Linked DNA regions of Mus musculus: region 1 is linked to region 2. Evidence: chromatin contacts called from ENCODE Hi-C data. All regions are on one chromosome and are shown on one strand. The core of a region is the stretch at or near the end of the contact, and the rest is flanking DNA. Distances in the headings are between cores, read along the strand shown.

What was found. Hi-C counts contacts between places; a loop is a spot of excess contacts on that map.
Region 1: a loop to region 2 is called in a map of left cerebral cortex, with 5 times the contacts of the local background. The contact joins the promoter of Mrpl47 here to the promoter of Mynn in region 2. A Hi-C loop is called at or near these places in 2 of 37 maps with a recorded cell type or tissue (T-helper 17 cell and left cerebral cortex).

The regions. Positions count from the first base shown.
Region 1 is chr3:32,735,411-32,738,110 of GRCm38, reverse strand. Mrpl47 (mitochondrial ribosomal protein L47) reads left to right here and starts at 1,356. Exons shown (of 7, transcript NM_029017.2): 1 at 1,356-1,469. The coding sequence starts at 1,372. Ndufb5 (NADH:ubiquinone oxidoreductase subunit B5) reads right to left here and starts at 1,048. Exons shown (of 6, transcript NM_025316.2): 1 at 906-1,048. The coding sequence starts at 1,029.
Region 2 is chr3:30,600,708-30,603,480 of GRCm38, reverse strand. It overlaps Mynn (myoneurin), which reads right to left and starts at 1,394. Exons shown (of 8, transcript NM_030557.3): 1 at 786-1,394. It overlaps n-TVaac8 (a tRNA gene), which reads right to left and starts at 2,211; the gene lies at 2,139-2,211.

The DNA of each region.
Region 1 (2,700 bases), core at 107-2,606, 2.1 Mb before region 2:
CTCTCTATGACTGTCCTGAGACCTGAGCTCTTTACCCCTCTTAGGCTCCTTTCTAAGAGAACAGTGGTTCTCAACCTTCCTAATGCTGCAACCCTTTAATGCAGTTCTTTGTGTTGTGACCTCCAACTATAAAATTATTTTCACTGCTACTCCATAACTGTAATCTTGCTACTGTTATGGGTCACAATGTGAACATCTGTGTTTTCCTACGGTCTTAGGTGACCCCTATGAAGGGGTCGCGACCCGCAGGTCATATGAAAAGCATGACTGCATTAACATACAGCAGATACAATCTGGGCTGAACCCAACTTTACACATTCACTCGCACTAGTCTTTTAAAAAAAAAAACAAACATAAAATATTTTCGTGGCCTTCTATGATGTTGTGAGGTCCACGGACACAGTTATTACCGTGCCTAACGGGCCTGTCACCTGGAGCCTTTTTACACTCGTGCCTAGGAACACCATGACAGCCTTCACTTCAGTGCGCTTCTCAGCAACTTCCTATCTGCGGGTTGGAACCAGCTGCAGGTGCCACGCACCCTGATTCTGCCCTGAGCCCAGCGACGCAGTGCAAGCCTGCAATCCCAGCCCTCGGGAGCCGGGACAAGTGCAGCCTCGGATCCCCGAGACCCTGTCTCAACAACGAAGTGTGTGCAGTTGCCCTTGGAGACGCGGGCAGCAGCTCCATGCCTGCCTAGCCTGGCAGCGAGGGAGCAGCGCCCAGCATGGCGTGGCAAGGCGCTTCGCAAACGCTGAGCTTAAACAAGGCCATCCGATCTGCAGCAGCTCTTCACACGAGAGCCCCAGGCCGACTTTGTCCCCGCTCTCTCCCTCGGAGGTCCCCAAGGTCACCTGGAAACAGCCCTCCCACCTCTCACCCGCGTCTCCGAGGCCGCCACCCACCGACAGTCTTCGGAAAGCTCCGCGTGAGAAAACTTCCGACTCCGAGTCTAGGACCAGCGCGGCGGCAAGACAGCGCTGTCAGCGCGGAGACCGAAGCCCGCTGCAGCAGGCTCATGGCCGCCATGGCTACACCGGCCACGGAAGGAAGTGGGGAGGGCTAAGGGAGCCGGGAGGGACAATCCACCAGTGAGGGCGAACGCTAGAGGAGGCCATATTGAGTGAGGGCAGCGGCCCGTTCCTGCGAGCTTCACAGGCAGGCGCTGGCGGACAAAAGTGACGACATTGTAGGTGGGGCGCCCAAAGAGAGCCCTGTAAACTCTATGGCAGACTTGGGAGATTGAAGCGAGAGCCGTGGGAGCGGCCATGTTTAGTAAGGGCAAAGCCTGTTCCTGTTTGCTTCACTTGCCTCACGCCGCCAGCGGAAGTGACCTCGTGGACACCGACACTGTGGGTCTCCATTAGAAACATGGCTGCGACCAGTCTAGTGGGTATTTGTAGAAGAGCCTCAGCGTTCCTGAAGGCAGCTTGTTCCCTAGTAAATCCCAAGGACGCTGCTCACTCGGGGTAAGTGGTGAGAGAAGAAATGACTGCCTCCGCCTTTGGGCGCTTCTTGCAGGATGCAACAGAGCTCTAGACAGGCCACCGCGGAGGCAGAGAGCGTGACCTTGCAGTCGCCTATCCTGGCGCACTAGTCCTCCTGCGTTCTGTCGCCGCGGGCGGTGGGAGCATCCGCTGCTCGGTGCTTCCTCGGACTCGCAGTGTCCTGGGGCTGGGTCGGTTGGGAGGGAGGTTTCCGAGGAGTCCTGAGCTGTGAACGGAAGGCTTCCCTCGGCGTCTTTGTACACAGATTGTCCGGCAGATGTTAAGTGATGAGCGTAGCTACGGCAACAGAAGCTGCGTCTGCGAGTGTGAGAATGACAGCTTACTCTTCACTGACACTTGCCAACAGGGAGCCGAGTTTTAGAAATAGTAGAGAGCAGATTAATTGAAGGAAGCAGTCTCTTCTATATTATTACACTAACTTTGCAAATTAGCTTTTTAAAACCTTGCAGAGTTGTAATTTGATCAGGGTGGCAAACTTGAATAAATGATTTCGTCTTCCATTATCTTGATCTGATGCCTTCCTTGACCTCTGACGGTATCAGGCACACACATGGTGCACATATATGCAGGGAAAACATTCAGATACATAAACCTTAAATTTGTTAATGAAATTATTTCAGTATGTGTGTGTGTGTGTGTGTGTGTGTGTGTTTTGTAAAAAATGAATACCTATCACTCAGAAAAGAGGCAAAATATTTTGAAGACAGTAAAACCAGTTATGCATTCATAGAACACATTGCCGTTTCTTTTTTAATGTTGCAGGTATACACTTGATTTTCCATCATTTCCCCAGGACAACAGAAACATTATTAGAGTAATAGTCAAAATATACCCTTAACCCATAGTAGCCAGTCATTGACAGTTGTCACATTTTTCAAGATCCCTGGATTTATGCTCTTTTTCTGCACTGTTGGACAGAGGTCAAAATTCAATCATAGACCCAAGGACATTGCCTTACTAAGTATGACCCTGTGGTCACACTGTGGAATACAGTGTTATTATTTAGCATATAATCCAAAATAAAAATAGGACTTGCTCTACTAATCCCTTCCCTTTTTTCTTTCCGCTTCATTGTCTCCATTCAGTTCCATTCTTTGCTTCAGGATCCAGTGAAGGATCATTTAGTGCAATAGTTGCCATTCGTCCAGTGTTTCTTTTTTCCTTTGTCATCACACTGGCAATTTGGGGTAGG
Region 2 (2,773 bases), core at 145-2,644:
TGAACTGATAGCCGTAAGCTTTCATCAAACATTCACCCATGCAGCGGTAAGGGAGTGTGGGACAAAAGACTAAACCCAAAGAACACAGCTCTTCCTTTGCCTCCCAACCCCCAAAAGCCTCATCGAACACTCGTGGTGATTAAATGCTTTTCTTTGTTTTACTGCACTAGAACACTAATGCAATAAAAGGCAGTGAAAAAAACAAAAACAAAAACAACAACAACAAAAAAAAACATGTCACAGTTGTAAACAGGGCCGTAAAATCCTAAGCTTCTAGAGTTGACCCCTCAAACTTTTAAGCTCCAACAGGCATCTTTACCTGAAGGTGCTTAAACAAATAGACTAAGAAAAGCCTCCTTGAAACAGGATAAGAACACGATACGAGTTGTTCCCATTGCTCTCTGATCACTGAACCCTGTAAGCAGAGATGGTGAGGTTCCAAGCTCCAGGCAAGTGCAAGGGGGCGGGAACGCCCCGACCCGCTGTGTCAAAGGTTCCATCACTCTCCGGAGGAGGACACACCCCTTGCCTGCCCGCTGCTTGCTTGGCAGCGGCGGAGGGCGACAGTCCTAGCCAGTCCCCGGCCACCGCTGCCTTGCACTCCCAGCTTGCACTCCCGCGAGTTCCCACGGCACCGGCCATGACTACATATACCGCGGACGCTGCCTCTGCCTAGACACCCTCCTCCGCCCCGAATCGCGCTCGATCTCCGAGGCGCCGGACCACATAAGACCCCGGGATCCCAGAACGCAGGGACGACAGGCCAGACAGAGGGCGGCACTCACCCGTAGCCGCCCAAGGGAAACAGTTTCTTCACTCTCTCACCGCCATCTTGGGAGGACGTCACTGCGACGCTCCGCCTCTCCCTTCCTCCTCTGCGATAGCGTCACGTCCGGGTGTGTGGTCCATTGGGGACACCGGAGATAGGACGCTAAAAGTCTACTAGGGCCGGCGAGCTGGGTCTCAGAGCCCTGACTTCCCGGCATGCCCAGGTCTCCGGATCACACCTCCTTGCTCACTCGCATCCGGTGCGAGCTGCTCACCTTGTCAGCCCGCAGCTGTCGGCCCAGATTCTGGATGGAGACCGGGCTTGAGTGCAGAGCCGGCCTCTCCGGGAACCGCGCTGCGCGCTGCATGCTGGGAGTTGTAGTTCTTTTCCTCGCCTGTCATCCTGTCTTCATTAGCGCCCCTCCAGTGGAGATGACTGTGTTGTGCACCCTGGTTCTTGACCGGGGCGAGTGGGAGGGATATGCTTAAGTCGAGACCAATCACTCCTTCCTCTTTTGCATATCCGAAAGCTCTTGGGACCCCCAGAATTCTGTTTGAACCGGCTCACCAAAGCTCATCTACCAGAATGCCCTTACCTGGCAACAGAGATGAGATGTTCGAAAGCAAAGCAAAGCAGCAGGGCACACTGGGCATGCGCAACGTGGGAGGAAGGTGGGCTTTCTACCGGAAAAGGTTTTCCTACGTCTGAACCAGAATAATTTTAGCACAGTTATTTACCTCGAAATCAGAGTTAGTGCAGTAAAGGGAGAAGAGCAAAGTTAAGTTTTGATGTGTTCTTCCCTAGAACCTGCGGACGTCATAAATCTTAAAAAGCACAACTGAAACGTTTGTTGGTATAAGTTACGTTTATGCTTTTTAAGGAATTTACCTGTGACTTTATTTAAAAGACAGTCTCAAAAACTCTGAGAGTTTTTTCCATACCGGAATCTTTTTGCTTATATCTCTGTGAAGAATTTGTGAATAAAACCACGAGTCGTTTTTATAAGAAAAATGTTGAGGCTACTTTTTTATATGTCTGAGTATAAATTTCTTTTTAATTTCATCTTTTTGTCAAACCCTTTCGATAATGTGTTAATTCTGAAATATTTAGTGAAGTTGACATATAAATTAAGAACAAAATTTAGCCTGACAGGAGGGGGGGGAAATGGAATCTCGAGGGGAGAAAACTGAATACAGACATGCTTCAGAGGCTAGAGATTGGGAGAATGCCTTCTAGAATCAGTAGCTACCTACTTCATCAGCCCTTTTTGTTGCTGCTCTCGTCTGTGTGTTGGGGCGTTTGTTATCAACATTAAAACAGCTGATTCAAGGTCGTTTCTTTAATGGGCGGGTTACCGTTTTAAAAGATATGTTTCCGCCCGGTTTCGAACCGGGGACCTTTCGCGTGTTAGGCGAACGTGATAACCACTACACTACGGAAACTTGGTTGCACTGGTGTGTTGAAATGTTCTTCTTATGTGATGTCGTCATATACGTTTCACACCTGTTTAAGGTTTATGCATTTTTCAATGAGGAGAGAGAAAAAATATTAACAAAGCACAGTTAACTTAACAGGCTGAGACTATTTAAAAGTTTGAACTTGTTTGCAATTTCTTTTTCTCCCTTCCTTCCTTTCATTCATTCTGTCTTTTTCTTGTTTTGCTAAGCCCGGCGGGTACACCACTAGAGACCAGCAGGCACACTTAGTTCCTGGCCGAATTTCATTTTTTTTCTCATTTTAGACAGGTTATGCTTTCCTCCAGCTGGGAAGCAGCGGCGCGCTGTAGCCAGGGCCTGTGATTTGGCGCAGTACAGTGCTTTGGCGGGTTTTGGTGGAAGCACGTGTAAATTACCCTTTTCCCCATCCTGCTTCGAAACCAAAGCTTCTATTTGTGTGCTGTTTTAAAGCCCCTAAAGGATGCGCGAAACCAGACACCAAGACGTTCATTTTTTGCTGCGCAGTGTACTTTCTTTTTCTGAACTGAACTTCATAATGATCTAAGGC